3 separate regions of the Homo sapiens genome follow, and regions 1 and 3 are each linked to region 2. A link is an interaction called in ENCODE POLR2A ChIA-PET data of the cell type or tissue named here. Cell type or tissue: PC-3. All regions are shown on one strand. Each heading gives the region's core, and the rest is flanking DNA. Links, peaks and the distances in the headings are about the cores only.

The links. ChIA-PET counts read pairs that join two places held together with the same protein. Peaks named below come from ENCODE experiments on the same cell type or tissue, not always from the same donor. Only the 100,000 strongest peaks of a DNase experiment are listed, where the experiment ranks them.
Region 1: POLR2A ChIA-PET joins it to region 2 with 5 read pairs; 2 of 35 experiments call an interaction of 5 or more read pairs at or near these places.
Region 3: POLR2A ChIA-PET joins it to region 2 with 9 read pairs; 1 of 35 experiments calls an interaction of 5 or more read pairs at or near these places.

Annotation. Positions count from the first base shown.
Region 1 is chr12:60,879,956-60,886,733 of GRCh38, reverse strand. No RefSeq gene overlaps it. Among named protein-coding and RNA genes, the nearest start is that of SLC16A7, 1.3 Mb to the right of the region's middle. In PC-3, for the core only: no CTCF peak of the experiment used is centred there; no DNase peak of the experiment used is centred there.
Region 2 is chr12:60,261,943-60,269,132 of GRCh38, reverse strand. It overlaps LOC124903071 (a long non-coding RNA gene), which reads right to left. Exons shown (of 2, transcript XR_007063566.1): 2 at 3,251-3,486. Among named protein-coding and RNA genes, the nearest start is that of SLC16A7, 670 kb to the right of the region's middle. In PC-3, for the core only: no CTCF peak of the experiment used is centred there; DNase peaks (open chromatin) are centred at 2,402 and 2,682; H3K4me3 peaks cover 978 bases; H3K27ac peaks cover 2,983 bases.
Region 3 is chr12:60,707,013-60,713,927 of GRCh38, reverse strand. No RefSeq gene overlaps it. Among named protein-coding and RNA genes, the nearest start is that of SLC16A7, 1.1 Mb to the right of the region's middle. In PC-3, for the core only: no CTCF peak of the experiment used is centred there; no DNase peak of the experiment used is centred there; H3K27ac peaks cover 420 bases.

The DNA.
Region 1 (6,778 bases), core at 1,779-6,778, 620 kb before region 2:
GAAATTTAAAAATTCTTTGAACTGTATGATAATAGTGACAAAACCTATCAACACCTCTGGGATACAGCCAGGGTTGTGCTAAGAGGAAAGTTAATAGCCTTAAACACCTGCATTAAAAAGTCTGAAAGAGCACAAATAGACAATCTAAGGTCTCACCTCAAGGAGTTATAGAAACAAGAATAAACCAAACCCAAACACAACAGAAGAAAGGAAACAACCAAGATCAGAGAAGAACTAAAGTTGAAACAAATAAAAATACAAAAGATAAATGAAACATAAAGCTGTTTCTTTGAAAAGATAAATAAAATGTATAGACCATTACCGAGATTAACCAAGAAAAGAAGAGAGAAGATCCAAAAAAGCTCAACTAGAAATGAAATGGGAGATATTACAACTGATATCACAGAAATACAAAAGAACTTTCAAGACAGCTATGAACACCTTTATGCGTATAAACTAGAAAACCTGAAGGAGATGGTTAAATTGATGTAAATACACAAACCTCATAGATTAAACCAGAAAGAAATAGAAACTCTGAACAGACCAATAACAAGCAGTGAGATTGAAATGGTAATTAAAAAGTTACCCCCAAAAAAGTCCAGGGCCAGAGGATTCACAGCTGAATTTTATGAGACATTGAAAGAAGAATTGGTATCAATCCTATTGAAACTATTCAAAAAGAGAAAGAAGAAGGAAGTCCTCCCTAAAACATTCTGTGAAGCTGGCATTACCCTAATACTAAAAACCATGAAAGGACATAACAAAAAAAGCAAACTAGGCCGGGTGTGGTGACTCAAGCCTGTAATCCCAGCACTTTGGGAGGCTGAAGCGGGTGGATCACCTGAGGTCAGGAGTTTGAGACCAGTCTGGTCAACATGGTGAAACGCTGTCTCTATTGAAAATACAAAATTTAGCTGGGCATGGTGGCAGGCATCTGTAATTCCAGTTACTCAGGAGGTTGACGCAGGAAAATCGCCTGAATCCAAGAGGCAGAGGTTGCAGTGAGCCGAGATCGCACCACTGCATTCCAGCCTGGGTGGCAAAGGCAAAACTCCATCTCAAAAAAAATAAAAAATAAAAAAAAAGAGCAAACTACAGAACAATAACCCTGATGAACATAATAAAAATAAAAATTAAAAATCCTCAACAAAATACTAGGTAACTGATCCCAACAGCATATCAAAAAAGTAATCCACCATGATCAAATGAGTTTCATACTAAAGATGCAGAGATGGCTTAACATCCACAAGTCAATAAATACGATACACCACATAAACAGAATTAAAAACAAAAATCACATGATCATCTCAATTGATGCAGAGAAAGCATTTGACAAAATCCACCATCCCTTTATGATTATAACTGTCAGCAAAATTGGCATAGAGGAGACATCACCTTAATGTAATAAAAGTCATCTATTACAAACCCACAGCCTACAATATACTGAACAGGGAAAAACTAAAAGCATTCCTTCTGAGAACTGGAACAAGACAAGGAAGCCCACTCCTACAACTTCTATTCAACATAGTACTGGAAGTCCAAGCCAGAGAAATCAGACAAGATAAAGAAGTAAAGGGCATCCAAATTTGCAGAGAGGAAGTCAAACTGTCTTTTTCTGCTGAGGACATTATTGTATACATAGAAAACCATAAAGAATTATTCAAATGTAGAACTGGTACATGTACTCAGTAAAGTTTCAGAATACAAAATTAATGTACACAAGTTAGTAGCCTGGCTCTACACTGACAGCAAGCAAACTGAGGATCAAATCAAGAACTCAACCCCTTTTACCACAGCTGCAAAAAATAAAATATTTAGGAATATACTTCACCAAGGGGGTGAAAGACCTCTACAAGGAAAACTACAAAACGCAGCTGAAATAAATCATAGATGATTTATTTCAAACAAACAAATGGAAATATATCCCATGCTCATGAATGGGTAGAATCAATATTGTGAAAATGACTGTACTGCCAAAAGCAATCTAAAAATTCAACCTAATTCCCATCAAAATACCACCATCATTCTCCACAAAACTGGAAAAAAAATCCTAAAATTCATACAAAACCAACAAAGAGCCCGCATAGCCAAACCCAGCCTAGCAAAAAGAACAAACCTGGAGGCATTACATTACCCACTTCAAACTATAATGTAAGACCATAGACACCAAAACATCATGGTACTGTTATAAAATCAGACATATAGACCAATGGAACAGAATAGATAATCCAGCAGTAAAGCCAAACACTTACAATCAACCGATCTTTGAAAAAGCAAACAAAAACATAAAGCGGGGAAAGGCCACCCTATTCAACAAATGGTGCTGGCATAATTGGCAAGCCACATGTAGAAGAATGAAACTGGATCCTCATCTCTCACTTTATACAACAATCAAATCAAGAGGGATTAAAGACTTAAATCTAAGACCTGAAACCATAAAATTTCTAGAAGATAACACTGGAAAAATCCTTCTAGACATTGGCTTAGGCAAGGACTTCATGACCAAGAACCCAAAAGCAAATGCAAAACAAACAAACAAACAAAACAGATAAATAGATGAGAATTAAACTAAAAAGCTTCTGCACAACAAAAGAAATAATCAGCAGAGTAAACAGACAACCCACAGAATGGGAGAAAATCTTCACAGTCTATACATCTGACAAATATCTAATATCCAGAATTTTCAAGAAACTCAAGCAAATCAGCAAGAAAAAATCAATCCCATTAAAAAAGTGGGCTAAGGACATGAATAGACAATTCTCAAAAGAAGATATACAAATGGTCAACAAATATATGAAAAATGCCCCAAATTTCTAATTATCAGGGAAATGCAAATCACAATGTGATACCACCTTACTCCTGTAAGAATGGCCATAATTTAAAAAAATGGATTTTGGTGTGAATATGGTAAAAAGGAAACACTTTGACACTGTTGTGGGACTGTTAACTAGTACAATCACTATGGAAAATAGTGTGGAGCTTCCTTAAAGAACTAAAAGTAGATCTACCATTTGACCCAGCAATCCCACTCCCGGGTGTCTACTCAGAGGAAAAGAAGTCATTATAAGAAAAAGATACCTGCACATTCATGTTTATAGCAGCACAATTCACAATTGCAAAAATATGGAACCAGCCCAAATGCCCATCAATCAATGAGTGGATAAAGAAATACACACACACACACACACACACCACGGAATACTATTCAGCCATAAAAATGAACAAAATAATAGCATTTGCAGCAATCTGGATGGTATTGGAGACCATTATTCTAAGTGAAGTAACTCAGAAATGGAAAATCAAACATCATATATTCTCACTCATAAGTGGGATCTATGCTATGAGGATCCAAAGGCATAAAAATAATATAATTGGCTTTGGGGACTCAGGGGAAAGGTTGGGAGGAGGGTGAGAGATAAAAGACTATATACTGGGCATAGTGTACATGTACACTGCTCACGTGATGGGCGCATCAAAATATCAGAAATCACCACTAAAGAACTTATTCTTGTAACCCAACACCACCTGTTCCCTTGAAAACCTACTGAAATCAAAATATTAATAAAATAAATGAAATTTTACAGTGTCAGTTACACTCTGCCAACTAAATTTATTTAAATTAATCTCAAATTGAGGTAACCAGATGCAGCGCACAAACTATGTCACAATAGCTCAACCTGTTTTCTTCAAATAAAATAGTGAATACCTTTTCATGCCAGTGTTTTTCCTGGAGACATAGTGAATATTTGTAAAACACACCAAACATTCAGTTCAAATGTGGCTAGCACCAGCCTCATAACACGATGTGTGATAAGAATGTTTCCCATTGTGCCCAAAGAAAGCAGCCTTATGAAAGAAAGCAGAATGCCTATGGCTATAGACTAAGGATTTTCTGGAAGAAGGCTAAACTACAAAGGGATTGTTGTGAAGTTTACTGGCCACTAATATACATGAATGTTTTGAACAAAGACACAAGAGAGAAAGAGCATCATCCAGTTTCAGGGTCATCTTTTATTTAAATGAAAACAATGAAATTATGAGATTTTGTTTAAAAGATATGGTATATAAAGTATATTCAGTAACTATTTGAAGGCTCATTTTCTATGAAAGAAAAAATATTCTTAGAATTAAAAGTATAACCAATTATTGTTCTATAACCAGAAAAAAAATAGATTAAATGAATAACTTTAATAGCTATTAGAGTCTGGTTTAGGTGATGTAAAATTACATACATGTATATTTTCCTTTAAAATTTTTAGGTTTAAATTTTCACCTTTTGTGGGTAGATAGTAAGTGTGTATATTTATGGGGTCCACGAGATATTTTGATATAGGTATGCAATGTGAAATAAGCACAATATGAAGAACGAGTTATCCATCCACTCAAGCAATTATCCATTAAGTTGCTAACAATCCAACTATATTCTTTAAGTTATTTTAAAATGTACAGTTATTATTGACTATAGTCACCCTGTTGTGCTATCAAATAGTAGGTCTTATTCATTCTTTCTAATGAATTTTTTGTATTCATTAACCATGCCCACCTTTCCCCAGCAATACACTACACTTCCCAGGCTCTGATAACCATTCTTCTACTCTCTATGTCAATGAGTTCAGTTGTTTTAATTTTTAGATGCCAGAAAAAAGTGAGAACATGTGACGTTAGTCTTTCTGTGCCTGGCTTATTTCACAAACATAATGATCTCTAGTTCCAACCGTGTTGTTGCAAACGACTGGATATCATTCTTATTTTTATGGCTGAGTAGTACTCCACTGTGTATATATACCACATTTTCTTTATCCATTCATCTAGTTATGGACACTTAAGTGACTTTCAAATCTTAGTTATTATGAACAGTGTTGCAACAAACATGAAAGTATAGATTTATCTTTGATACACTGATTTTCTTCCTTTTGGGTGTATTCCAAGCTATAGGATTGCTAGATCATATGGTAGCTCTATTTTTAGTATTTTCAGGTACCCCCAAACTGTTCTGAATAGTGATTGTACTAATTTACATTCCCACCAACAGTGTATGATGGTTCCCTTTTCTCCACATCTTCTCCAGCATTTTCTATTGCCTGTCTTTTGGATATAGGCCATTTTAAGGGTCAGTTAATATGTCAATTTAACATGTATTTGAATTTCTCTGTTCATCAATGATGTTAAGCACCTTTTCATATGCCTGTTTTCCATTTTTATGTCTTCTTTTAATGTCTATTCAAATCTTTTGCCTATCTTTTGATTGGATTATTAGACTTTTTTTCCCTATGGGGTTGTTTGAGCTTCTTATATATTCTGATTATTAATCCCTTGCCAAATGCATAGCTTGCAAGTATTTTCTTCCATTCTGTGAGTTGTCTCTTGGCTTTGTTGATTGTTTCCTTTGCCATGAAGAAGTTTTTTACCTGATGTGTTCTCATTTGTCCATTTTTGCCTTGGTTGCCTGTGCCTGTGAAGTATTGCTCAATAATTTTTGCCTTGATTAATGTCCTGGAGATTTTCCCCAAGGCTTTATTGAAGTAATTTAATGGATTGAGGTCTTAGACTTATGTCTTTAATCCATTTTGATTTGATTTTGGTATATGGCAAGAGATTAGGATCTAATTTCATTCTTCTGCATATGGATATTCAGTTTTCCCAGCACCATTTATTGAAGAGATTGTTTTCTTCCCAGTGTATGTTCTTGGCACCTTTGTCAACAATGAGTTCACTCTAGGTGTGTGGATTCATTTCTGGGTTCTTGATTTTGTTCTGTTGGTCTACGTTTCTGTTTTCATGCCAATACCATGTTGTTTTGGTTACCATGGCTCTATAGTATAAGTCAGGTCATGTGATTCCTCCAGTTTTGTTCTTTTTGCTCAGAATAGCTTTGGCTACTCTGGGTCTCTTGTGATTCCATATAAATTTTAGGATCTTTTTTTCTATTTCTGTAAAAACTATCATTGGCACTTTGATAAGGATTGCATCAAATCTATAGATTTCTTTGGGTAATATAAATATTTTAACAATATCGATTCTTCCAATACATGAACATAAAATATTTTTCCATTTTTGTGTCCTCTTCAATTTCTTTCCTCAGTGTTTCATAGTTTTCATTATAGAGATGTTTCACTTCTTTGGTTAGGTTGATTCCTAGTCATTTAATTTTATGTATTGCTATTGTAAATGAGGTTTTATTTTCACATTGTTCACATTTGCCATATAGAAACGCTATTGAGTTTTATATGTTGATTTTGTAATCTGCAACTCTACTGAATTTATCAGTTATAATAGTTTTCTTGTGGTGTCTTTAGGTTTCTCCAAATATAAGATCATATCATCTGCAAACAGGGATAATTTTACTTTTTCCTTTCTAATTTGGATGCCCTTTATATCTTCCTCTTGTCTGATTGCTCTAGCTATGACTTCCAGTACTATGTTGAATAACAGTGGTGACAGTGGACATCCTTGTCATTTTCCAGATTTTAATGTAAAGGCTTTCAGGTTTTCCCCATTCAGTATGATATGAGCTGTGGGTCTGTAATACATGGCTTTTATTATGTTGAGGTATGCTTCTTCTACCCTCAGTTTTTTTAGGGTTTTTATCATGAAGGGATGTTGAATATTATAGAATACTTTCACAGCATTAATGGAAATGGTCATGTGACTTATATTTTTCATTCCATTGATTTGATGTATTACATTGATTGATTTGCATATGTTGAGCCATCCTTGCATTTCAGGGATAAATCTCACTTGGTCATGATTAGTAATCTTTCTAATGTATTGTTGAATT
Region 2 (7,190 bases), core at 653-5,652:
TTTAGCTATTTTTAGAGCTGATATCAGAACCCTATTATTCCAGAAGCCATTTGTCCTGAATAGCAGGTAACATTTGCTAGAAAGAAAGTGGCTCAAGATGATATAATCAGGGCATCTGGGTTTAGATTGCTAGCTGTATAATAATAACAAAGTTATTGAATCTCTATACATCTGTATTTCCTCCTATGCAAACATTTGTCGATGTAAAAATTAAATGAGCTACTATATTTAATACATCATCCATAGAAAGTGCTTGAAACATAGTAAAAATGACATTAATTCTGATAGTATGTTGAAACTCACCCACCAATTGTGTTCACACTTATTCCTAAATTACACTATTTCCAGGACAAGTGATTCATGGTTTGACCATTGAGAGTTTAAGCTTAGCATGTTTTGTTACAATACCCAATATACTTTTTTAAGTAAAACCATGATATCAAATTCCTAGCTATATTCTCCAAATTTATGTTATATTTCAAAGCCATACACTTTAAAAAACAGAGTATATTATTTTTAATAAACACTTTTCTTTGCCAAGAAAGAATAAAATCTGTTTATACTCTGCCTATTTACAGCATGTTGTGAAATATTCCTACAGTTTATACCCATTAATTTGCATTAAGAGAATAACAAAAGAAGGAAGCATGTATATGTATATGTGTGTGTGTATATATATGTATATGGGTATGTATGTATATATGTGTATATATATGTGTATACACATATATATACACATATGTGTATACACGTATATAATATGAACTGCCGTTGGTAAACAAGACTCAAATTCAAATTAAAGTCACTTTACACAATTATGTTGTAAAATGCTGGCAATTTTTGATTGTTTATTCTTATTTTTCACAAGGCAAACAATATAATCTGTGTGATTTTTGCCTTAAAACTTAATGTCAGTAACAAACATTTGATTTCAATAAAAAGTTTAACTAAAGAGTAATTCTCATCTGATTATTTATATTTTCTGTTCGAAGATGCTTTTTCTAATTGGGTAACTCTTGTTTATAATATACAAGAGATTATAGGAATATTGTGCATATACACTCATGCATAAAGGTGTTTCAGTCAATGGTGAAACATAAAGATGTTTCAGTCAACGATGAAGCACATATATAATGGCAGGGCCATAAAATTATAACGCAACTGAAAAATTCACATTGCCTAGTGACATGGTCATTTTAATGTCATAGCACAACTCATTACTCACACATTTGTGATGATGCTTATGTATACAAGTGTACTGCACTGCCAATTGTATAAAAATATAGAACTATTTGGTCATAAAAAAGAATGAAATCATGCCATTTGCAGCAACATGGATGAAAATGGAGGTTATTATGTTAAGCCAGGCACAGAAAGACAGATGCTGCATATTCTCTCTCATATATGGCGACTAAAATAATTGATCGAATGGAGGTAGAGAATAGAAGGATAGATGCCAGAGAATAGGAAGTGTATGTAGGTGGGAGTAGGGAATTTAAGAAAGGTTGATTAGTGGGTACAAATATACAGTTAGATAGAACAAATAAGCAACAAAATTCAGTAGCAGAGTAAGGTGACTATAGTTAGCAACATTGTATTATACATTTCAAAGTAGCTAGAGGAGAGGAATTGAAATGTTACCAAAACCAAAATGATAAATACTCAAGATGATGGATACCCCATATATCTTGACTTTATTACACAATCTATTCATGGAACAGATGCATGCAGCCCCTAAATATGTAAAATGTTTTGATTCAATAAAAATGTATAGCATGTAAAATTATGTATAGTACATAATACTTGAAAATAATAAAGTTATTGGTTTATGTACTTACTATACTATATTTTTATCATTATTTTAGCATGTTTTCTTACTTACTAAAAAAGGTAGCTGTAAAACAACCTCGGGGAGGTCCTTCAAAGGGAATTTCAAAGGAACTCATTGTTGTCATAGGAGATGACAGCTCCGTGAGTGTTTTTGCCCCTGAAGACTTTTCAGTAGGACAAGATAGGGAAGTGTTAAGATAGTGATATTGATGATCCTGATCTTGTGTAAGCCTAGGTTAATATATGTGTTTGTCTTTTATTTTTAACCAGTTTAAAAAGTAAACAATAATTATAAAAAATTAAAATTAGAAAAATATATTTGAATTATATTATTTTTGTACAGTTGTACAGTGTGTTTGTGTTTTAAGCTAAGTGTTATTACAAGAGTCCAAAAGGTTAAAATCATTTAAGTAAAACAGTTTCAGTAAGCTAAGTTTAATTTATTACTGAGGAAATAAATTTTTTAAAATTTAGTATAACCTAAGTGTACAGTGTTTAAAGTCTACAGTAGTCCACAGTAATGTTGCAGGCCTTCACATTTACTCACTGTTTACTTACTGAGTCATCCAAAGCAATGTCCAGTCCTGTAAGCTTTAACCGAGATAAGTGTCCTGTATACATGTACCGTATTTATTTTTATTCCATATTCTTTCTGTAACTTTTCTATGTTCAAATATGTTTAGATATGCAAATACTTACCATGGTGTTATAAATGCCTGCAGTGTTCAGTGCAATAACATGATGTATAGACATGTGGCCTAGAAGTAATAGGCTATACTATATAGCCTAGGTGTGTAGTAGGCTATGCCATCTTGATTTGTGTAAGTACACTCTATGATGTTTGCACGAAAAACCACCTAAACGCATGTCTCAGAACTTATCCCTGTGACTCACTAAGTGAGGTATGACTACTTCAAATGAAGTATCACAAGCTATTGGCCCAGAATTTTAATATCCTTTCTAAAAGCAGAATAATTAAATGCTTTCATCTGGCAATCTTACCTGTAAATGGTTTCTATGTGGTATCTTTCCAATGAGGAGTGATTTAAAAATTATTTTCAGGTGTTACTTGGCTTGCTTAGAAAGAGTTCTCGTCAATATATAAAAATGGCATGTTGGCCCATTTAAAATTAGTCCAAGTTCCAAATGTAGGTTAGAAATGAGCTGTGTGTAAATAATGCTCCCAAAGTACATTTTTACAGTGTAATAAGTGATGTTATTCACTGGGAACATTTTGACACTTCTACATTTGGCAAACAGTGGCAGCTCATTTTAAATCTACCTGCTTTTAGAAATAGCAACTGGTGATTTTGAAGATGGCTGAATTTGCTAAAGTCATTCAATAAACAAACTGTTGCAAATCATTTTGATGCACACAGTGAAAGGTCAGAATTCCAAAGCAAACACACAACCAAATACATTTCCAGGCAGTGATTGTGTAAAGTTTATTAAGAGAAGCAAAATGGATAAAAATTGTATGAGAATATGCAAAGGTAAATGTTCTCTAGGCTGCCTTGTTTTCCTTGTCTGCATCTTAAACTTCGAGCATGCTGGAATACTGAAAACATAAACTCTTTCCAATTAATTTAATACAGGATCATAATAGGTAGTTCACCCCCTTCTAATGGCAAGCTGCCAGTCAGAACCAGTTGATCCCTATTAAAATGAAATAAAAACAAAACTAGTGTCAATATTTGGGTAAAAACACAAATGAGAAAGAAAAACAATCTCCTTATAATTAAATTAATTGTAAACATGAATATTTCAGACTATACAAAAATATAAAGTGATTCAATCATTTAAATAGACCTGCAAAACAAAGAAACTTCTAGAAGCACATGGAGCTGCATGCCTTTTTGTATAATTATAACAACTGTTATTTTTGGAGCTTTGGGATGTATTGAATACTTTAATGTCCATTATTTTATTTACTCATTTATTCCTTTATTCAGCATGAATTTGCTGGGTACCTACTGTAAAAATTTAAAGGTGAGTTATAAATAAAGCCTTGGTGCTATTAACATATATATGGTATTGAAATTAGAAGATGGGATGAGTACTTCTCAGGTGATTACATATTTAGAATGAAACAGGCAAACGGTGGATTGATCAAGATATTCTAAAAATGATATTAAGTATTTTAGTTTATGGATAGAATTTACAGCAAAGAACAAAAATAATAAATGAGTGTGGATTTTTAAAAATTAAGTATATCAAGAGTGCAACAAAGAGGAGGGTGAGTATATAATGAATAAGTTCAGTACGATAAAGACTTCAAGTTTGACTTTCATATTTTAAGCTACATGCTGACACTGGAAAAGTAATAAAAATCTGTAGTAGTTTATAATTAGATATGGATAATGTGTATTAGACAGCAAGAGGGCTGAATGATCAGCCTTCAGGTAATCTGTACATTGCCCATTGGATTAGGTGACTGGTTCAAGAATAGGCATGTTATCTAATTTCAGTCAATTGTAGATCTCTTAAAGTATTTTCAAATAGAAACAATAAAAAAAGAATTATCTCTACTCTGGTGGTGATGAGAGCTGTATGTAACATATTGATTATAAAAATAGCCAGAAAACATCATTCCTTCTCTATCCATACTTTGCAATCAGTCTTTCCAATAAGAAAAGAAAGATATTTCAATAATCTTTGAATTTAGGCTGGCCTTCTGACTTAATTTAGCAAATACAATGTGGGAGTATAGTATAGATGAAGAGCCAGTTCTGATCCTAGAACTGAAGAGGTCTTTCACATTTTTAATTTTTGTCTTGTATCTGTGTCTCCATAAAAACAAACCTGGATAGCCTGCTGGATAATGGAAGAATATAACCTGCTGTCGAAGAGAATCAAAAACTTGAAAGCATTCCCCCTGAGAACTGGAACAAGCCAAGGATGCCCACTTTCACCACTTCTATTCAACATAGTACTGGAAATCCTAGACAGATAAATCAGATAAGAGAAAGAAAGAAATGGCATCCAAATTGGAAAAGAGGAAGTCAAACTATTGCTGTTCAAAGATGATATAATTGTATGCCTAGAAAACCTAAAGAATCATCCAAAAAGCTCTTAGATCTGATGAATTAATTTAGTCAAGTTTTGGGATATAAAATCAATATACACAAGTTAGTAGCTCTGTTATATGCCAAAAACAATCAAGCTGAGGGTCGAGTCAATAACTCAATCCCTTTTGCAACAGCTGCAGAAACAATAAAATACTTAGGAATATACTTAACCAAGGAGGTGAATGATCTCTGCAAGGAAAACTACAAAACACTGCCAAAAGAAATAATAGATGACACAAAGAAATGAAAACATATCCTATGCTCATGGATGGATAGAATCAATATTGTGCAAATGATCACATTGCCAAAAGCAATCTACAAATTAAATGCAATTCCCATCAAAATACCATCATCATTCTTCAAAGAACTAGTAAAAGCAATCCTAAAATTTATATAGAACCAAAAAAAAAAAAAAAAAAAAGCTCACATAGCTAAAGCAAGACTAAACAAAAAGAACAAATCTGGAAGCATCACATTACCAGACTTCAAATTAAACTACAAGGCTATAATTACCAAAACAACATGGTACTGGTATAAGAATAGGCCTGTAGACCAATGAAACAGAATGGAGAATGCAGAAATAAAGCCAAATACTTATAGCCAATTGATCTTCAAGAAAGCATGAAAAACATAAACTGGGATAAGGACACCCTATTCAATAAATGGTGCTGGGATAACTGGCAAGCCACATGTAGAAGAATGAAACTGGATCCTCATTTCTCACTTTAGATAAAAATCAACTCAAGATGTATCAAAGACTTAAATCTAAGACCTGAAAAAAATTCTAAAAGATAACATTGGTAAAAGTCTTCTAGACATTGGCTTAGGCAAAAAATTCATGACTAAGAGCCCCAAAGCAAAGGCACCAAAAACAAAAACAAATAAATGGGACCTACTTAAACTAAAAAGTTTCTGCACAGGAAAATAAATAATCAGCAGAGTAAACAGACAAGCCACAGAATGAGAGAAAATATTTGCAAACTATGCATCTGACAAGGACTAGTATCTGGAATCTATAAGGAACTCAAAGCATCAAGAAAAACACAAATAATCACATCATAAAGTGGGCAAAGGACATGAATAGACAGTCCTCAAAAAAGATATTTAAATAGCTAACAAATATGAAAAATGCTCAACATCACTAATTATCAGGGAAATGCATATTAAAACCATAATGAGCTACCACTTAATATTATGTTTATTAATATTATATTAATATTTTCAATATTAAGCAATTTTAAACTTTCAATTTCTCTTTTGTGCGTATATGTATTAGTTAAGGCTTGTTTTGTTTGAAAACAGTAAATCCTAAGTCAAACTTAAGTGAAAAAATATTATTAATGGAGGCTTATAAGAGGGCTTCATATATTTGCTACTAGGAAAATAGTAGCATTCCAGACCTCAAGCACATCCTGTTTGTACTAAAATTTTCCCAAAGCTCCTTCTCCATATCTTCTATTTTCTTATATCTATGTATATCAGCATAATTTTTCTTTTCACGTATGCAGGATTACCTCCACGTACTGTACTAAAGTCTTGCGTATTTTATTGGACTAGATGAACTAAAAATTATATAAAAAAGAAATTGTGGGGTCAGGGAGAAGACTGAAGGCTGAAGTTGTATCATCTCATTTGGCTCTCTGCCATAATTTAATTCAACAATCATTCCCACGTTTGGACTTGTTTTATTTCTAGGTAAATCTATATGTTGCAAAATTGTATTCTATCCCTAAAGGTCTACAATTGTATACTGCAAGTAGTTGAAGATTTAAGCCTCCTCTTTCCTTACAGTGGGAAAAAGTGCAAATGCTTCAATTTTTAAAAGCATCATGTGTTCCATAATAAGAAAAATTGGAAATGTTTTCTATCTTTTTAACATGCACTATCAATTAAATTATTATTTTTCTTAAACATGATTTGTGTTCAAAGTTAAGTTAACCTTTCTTTGAATTTTGAACAACTTTTGGTCTTTCCCATTGAAAAAAATATTTTAAATTCTTTTTCATTTCCTATTCAACTCCATGAACATTGAGATAACATAAATATTTGTTTGTACTTGTTATTGTAGCTGACAATTATAGTACCTGCAAACTCATCATAACTTGTTTAAAAATTTAATGTATATATTAATTTTTTACTATTAAGAAGTATATGAAAAAAGAATTAGAATTAGTTCCCCATAAACATTTCAAACATATTTCATCTTAAGTGGTGCACTGCCTGTAGCAGTGCAATAGCTCCCAGTTTTTTCAAGAATGAGGACATATTTTAATGTTAATTCACATGTGATAA
Region 3 (6,915 bases), core at 1-5,000, 450 kb before region 2:
TCCATTTTTACTTAGTTCAGAACTTTTTCAATTTTCATCTTAATTTCATCACTGTCTCAAAGATCATTCAGGAGGATGTTGTTTAATTTTCATGTATTTGTGTAGCTTCAAAAGTCTTTCGGATTGATTTCTAGTTTCATTACAATGCAGTCTGAGAACATACTTCATATGATTTTGAGACTTGTTTTATGGCCTAATATATGCTCTATCTTTGAGAATGTTCCATTTACTGATGAAGAGAATGTATATTCTGTAGTTGTTGGACAGAATGCTCTGTAAATATCTAGTTATGTCCATTTGATATAGAAGTCAACTTAAGCCCAAGATTTCTTTGTTAATTTTCTGTTTTAATGATCTGTCTAGTGCTGTGAGTCAGCTGTTGACATCCTCTATTATTATTGTATTACTGTTGGTTTTTTATTAGGTCTAGTTTTAGGAATCTGGGTGCTCTGTTGTTGTATACATATATACTTAATGTTGTTATATCCCATTGTTAAATTGATTCCCTTATTGTTATGTTATGAGCTTCTTTGTCTTTTTTTTCCTGTTTTTATTTGAAGTCAGCTTCATCCGATTTAAGTATAGCTACTTTTTGCTTTTGGTTTTCGTTTGTGTGGAATATATCTTTCTTTTTTATCCTTCCATCTATAATTGTCTACCAGAAAAGTGAGTTTCTGTTAAGCAGCATATAGTCAGTTGATGTTTTTAATCCATTCAGGTAATCAATATCTTAAAGTAGAGCATTTAATCCATTTACCTTTTGAAGTTAATATCGGTATGTGAAGTTTCATTTCTGTCATAATATTAGTTGTTATCTAGTTTTTTTTGTAATTTTTTGATTGTTTTCCCTCTGTTTATCTTTTGGTTTGGTGGATTTCTGTCATGTTACCATTTGATTTATTTATCTTTCTCCTTTGTATGATTGTTTTATGAGACCTGTGAGGATTAGTTTTATGTGTTTTTATGATGGTAAATATCAACCTTTAGTTTCCTAGTTTGGAGCTTTTTGAGCAGCTCTAGTAGGGCCTGTCTAGTGGTGATTAATTGCCTCAGCTAAACCATGTGTAAAATACAATCACAAAAATATTCACCTAGTTAGATATTCACTAGTTAATCTCAGCGGAAACAAAGGTGATTCCAACTTAGTGGAAACCAAGCCTCTAGAAATCAAGTAAGGAATGGATCCATTTATAGAACTGACTTTGATAATCATGTCTGACATATTAAACATAGTTAAGTATCCAGGTGGGCTGTTTTTGTTTAAAACATTTCCTTCAAATCTACATATGATTTTTTTTTAATCTCTAGGTTATCCCTTAGAAAATGAAATACATTGTTTACTGCAGGTCTAGAAATTCTGAGGAGAAAATAAGAGTAATGTTTTTTATGGCTTGTTTGACTTACTCTAGTAAACTTTAAGGAGCGTATGTACTAGAAGAAGCAAGTCTTTCTTGTTACTCTTTTAAACATCCTCTACCCCTGGTTTTATTCTGCCAGCATGGTTATATTAGAGAAAAAAACTTTCTACTTTATTAACAAACTGCAAGTTTTTGCTAAATTTTGTTGTCCAAACGTAAAAATGAAATAGAAATGAATTAGGTGGTTACTTCAGCAACATGTAATGGGAAGCTCCTGACCCAAAATCCACCTAGAGAAAGACCAAATAAACATCTATTCATGAGTCAGTTTTCTTTGAGAGAAAGAGAGAGACCAGTTGAGAGACTGCTACACACTAGCAACTGAGAAAATATCCACAATGTATGAGCAGAAAAATCTGAGGAACACTCAGGCACTGACCTTGCCCTATGAACTGCACCATAAAATCAGGAAAGCAATCTCCAACATCCAATTTCTCCCTGTGGAGAAGAAAGTTTGGATCTCATATATGCCACCCAAATTCTAAGATTTCCCACCTGTTTCCATTCTCCTTTGCTGCCAATATCCAGTTCTGGAAACAGAGGAGATTAGACACATATGAGTCTTTACAGAACACAAGAAAAATAATGGTGGTTTTCCATGGGTGTGCAAGCACTTTCAGAGACTTCATTACCCAGTAACAGAACAACAACAACAAAAAACTGGGCTTGAAAAGTCACAGTCCCTGCTGGGCACAGTGGCTCATGTCTGTCATCCCAGTACTTTGGGAGGCTAAGGCTTAAGGCCAGGGGTTTGAGATCAGCCTGAGCAACATAAGATGCTGCCTCTTCCAAAAAAGTAACCCATGTGTGGTGGCACATGCCTGTAGTCCCAGCTACTTGAGAGACTGAAGCAGGACAATTGCTTGAACCCAGGAAATTGAGGTTGCAGTGAGCTATGATTGTGTCACTGCACTCTAGCCTGGAAAACAGAGTGAGACCTTTTCTCTAAACAAATAAAAATTTAAAAATTCACAGTCCCCTCTTTCTAAATGGAAGGGACATGCTCTTCACTGGCTACTTGGCTGCCTGACTTCTAACTAACTTACATCAGGGTGTTAAAAAAGCAGACAAACATGAACCTACCATCAGACTGAGAATCAAACTGACACTTCTTGAGCCTCTCCTTTGGCTTGCTCCAGTGATAACTCCAGGTCTATTAATCACTCTTGGAAGAAACGTGTATATACATTAATGCTTCAACTTTTATATCTTCCCCACAAGGGACTGCATTTAAACCTAGCTCTGGAAGCAAAGGATACTGGCATACATGTGTCCCTGCAGACCACAGAAAAAAAAATAAAAGGTAATTTTCTATAAATGTGCAAACACTTTCAGAGGCTTCATCCTCCAGGAGCAGTACAGAGAAAAGATTTTAAAAATGTAGCCCCATGATTCTTTCCAAAAGGGACACATTTTTCCAATGGCTACTTGGCAGCTGGGCTCGAAACTAACTAGCATTCTGAAGTTAATGGGGAACAAAAGTATTAGCCCTCTGGAAGCCTGAGAAGTAGACTGATACTTCTCCAGCATTCTTCCCCAGCTCATCCTAGCAACAACTCTAAATTTATTAATTTCTTCTCTCAGAAGTTTGTACACACATTCAGTTTTCCAACCTCTACAGCTTCTACCTGAGTGATTGCCTCCTAAACTTCCTTGCTCTGGGAGCAGAGAGGACAAACCATATGCGAGTCTTTCTGGACCAAAGAATGAAGTAGAAGTTTTACAGTTTTACAGTTTTACTTTTATTCCCCAGGAGTGGTGCAGAGGAAGGGCTTTAAAAATGCAGCTCCCTGTTTCTATCTGGAAGGGATTCATGACACACATTGAGTGCCCCAACTTTTACAGCTACCTCATGAAGAACTCCAGGCTAAATATATTAGTTCTTGGAGCAGAAGGGACTAAACATATGCATGTCTCCCTAGGTCACAGAACAAGGATATGATATTAAGCAAGCATGCAAACACTTCCAGAAGCTACGTGCCCTTGGAGCAGTGTGGAAAAGGGGCAGAAACACAGCTTCCCTTTTCTCTGCAGAAGAACCTATGGCACACACTTTTATTGGCTACTTTATGTCCTGGCTTCTAACAAATGTACACAGGAAAGGTAATGGGAAAAGCAAACAATAGCTTTTTTGGCAGCCAGAGTCAGAGTTTGGCACTTCACAAATCTTTCCTTCAGCTGCCTCCAGTGATAAATCCAGGTGTACCCATTTGTCCTGGAAAGAGTTTGACCATGCATCAACTGGCACAATTTCAATAACACCCACCCAAGGGATTATCTCCTTAATGTCCTACCACTGGTAGTTGATGGTGCTTTGCATTTTGGAGTGTCCCTAAAACATAGAAAAAAGAGATAGATTTACAATGGACTTGCTTCCAGCAACTATCTTCCCAGGATCAGAGGGTATAGCCTGAATATGAATAAGCATTTTCCACAGATCATCTCCCTAGCTTAGTGAAGAAACAGTGGGAGATAAATATCTATACTTAGCTTCATTATGAGGCTAAAAGAAACTGGGACACACATCCAACACATCACCTATTCCAACTATGTCTAGAGAGTCTCACTCCTACCTTACTAGTGTCGAAGTGCTGAAAGGATGAGGCACACACTATGCTTCAGGGGGCCACTGAAAACATAGATAGTAGTCTGATAAAACACAAAGATTTGAAAGGCACCTTAAAAATCTCTCATCAGACATATTGGTAAGATCCTTCCCTACATGAGGTCAATCTGACAAGACTTGGAGAGATGGTTTAGATCTCCTAAAACCAACACAAGTTAAGTGATGATATATGACATACCCAACAGAGGATTCAATATAGTAGTCATAAAGATGCCTTCTGAGGTCAGCAGAACAATGGTCTCTCTCTTTCTCTCAAAGACAACTGACTCATGAATAGATGTTTATTGGTTCTTTCTCTAGGTGGATGGTGGGTCAGGAGCTTCCCATTACATGTTGCTGAAGTAACCACCTAATTCATTTCTATTTCAAAAAAGAGATAGAATTTCAATAAATAGATAGAAAGTGTAAAAAGTACAAAACAGAAGTCAAAGAGTTAAAGAATACTATAACTGAACTAAAATATTCAACTGAGGAGTTCAATAGAAGATTAATCAAAAAGAAGGAAGAATTAGTGAACTTGAAGACAAGTTACTATAAATTGAACAAATCTGAAGAGTAAAAACAAAAACAAAGAAAAGAAGTCAGGATAGTTTAAGAAACTTACGGGACACCATCAAGCATAGCAACATTTGCATTATAGGTGTATCAGGAGAAAAGACAGAAAATATATTTAATGAAATAGTAGCAGAAAAGTTTCTAAGCCTAGGGAAGGAAATAGAAATCTAGATGCAGAAAGCTCAAACGGTGTAAAGTAAGATAAATCTAAACAGATTAACACTAAGACACATTAAAATCAAACTGTCAAAAGTTGAAGACTGAGAAAGCTCAAAGCAGAAACATAAAAGTGAATTGTTACATACAAAGAAACTGCTATAAGAATATGAGTGGATTTTCCAGCAGAAAAAAGGAGTGCCATATGCCAAAAAGGAGTGGGATAATATATTTAAAATCATGCAAGAAAATAATATCAACTATCAACACTATATTCAGCAATGCTATCTTTAAAAAATGAAGGGGTAATAAAGACTTTCTCAAATGAACAAAAGCTGAGAGAGTTTGTCACCACTAGATCTGCCTAAGAAGAAATGCTAAAGGACATTCATCAAGTCAAAGGAAGAAGATGGTAATTCATAACATGAAAACATATGAAAATGAAAAATTCACTGGTAAAAGTAAGGACAATTTTAAATGCAAACACTCTAAAACAAATGGCAGTGGGTTAACCCATTATATCTTTAGTATAAAGGTTAAAACGCAAAACTATTAAAAACAGCTAAAACTGAAATAATTTGTTAAAGATATATATTATTTTAATAGTGTAAAAGGTGACATCAAAACATAAAACATTGCTTGTTTTTGTTCCCATTGCTTGCCTGACAAGCAATGGGAAAAGGACTCCCTATTTAACAAATGGCATTGGGAAAACTGGCTAGCCATATGCAGAAAGCAGAAACTGAATCCCTTCCTTACACCTTATACACAAATTAACTCAAGATGGATTAAATACATGAACATAAGACCTAAAACCGTAAAAACTCTACAAGAAAACCTAGGCAATACCATTCAGGACATAGGCATAGGCAAAGAATTCATGACAAAAACACCAAAAGCAACGGCAACAAAAGCCAAAATTGACAAATGGGATCTAATTAAACTGAAGAGCTTCTGTACAGCAACAGAAGCCATCATCAGAGTGAGCAGGCAACCTACAGAATGGGAAAAAATTTTTGCAACCTATTCGTCTGACAAATGGCTAATAACCAAAATCTACAAAGGAATTAAACAAATTTACGAGAAAAAAAAAATGACCCCATCAAAAAGTGGGCGAAGGATGTGAACAGACACTTCTCAAAATAAGACATTTATGCAGCCGACAAACATGAAAAAAGCTCATCATCACTGGTCATTAGAGAAATGCAAATCGAAACTACAATGAGATACCATCTCACTCCAGTCAGAATAGCGATCATTAAAAAGTCAGGAAAAAACAGATGCTGGAGAGGATGTGGAGAAATAGGGATGCTTTTACACACTTGATGGGAGTGTAAATTAGTTCAATCATTGTGGAAGACAGTGTGGCAATTCCTCAAGGATCTAGAACCAGAAATACCATTTGACCCAGCAATCCCATTACTGGGTACGTACCCAAAGGATTATAAATCATTCTACTATAAAGACACATGCATATGTATGTTTATTGTGGCACTATTCACAATAGCAAAAACTTGGAACCACCCCAAATGACCATCAATGATAGACTGGATAAAGAAAATGTGGCATATATATACCATGAAATACTATGCAGCCATGAAAAATGATGAGTTCATGTTCTTTGCAGGGACATGGATGAAGCTGGAAACCATCATTCTCAGCAAACTAACACAAGAACAGAAAACCAAACACCACATGTTCTCACTCATAGTGGGAAGTGAACAATGAGAACACATGGATGCAGGGAGGGGAACATCACACAGCAGGGCCTGTTGGGTGGTGGGGGCTTAGGGAAGGGATAGCGTTAGGAGAAATACCTAATGTAGATGACAGGTTGATGAGTGCAGCAAACCACCATGGCACGTGTATAGCTATGTAACAAACCTGCATGTTCTGCACATGTATCCCAGAACTTAAAGTATAATAATAATAATAAACATAAAACATAAGAGGAGAAAAAGTAAAATTGTAGAGTTTGTGTATGCAGTCAAAGTTAAGTTGTTACTAGCTTTAAAAAGCCAGTTATAATTATAACAAAAATAAAATAAAAATTCTATGTGCACGTATTGATAGAATTAATATTGTTAAAATATTAACACAAATTACATTTGTACAAATTTGGTAGGGATTATATTCAATCTATAGATAACAGCCCAAAGT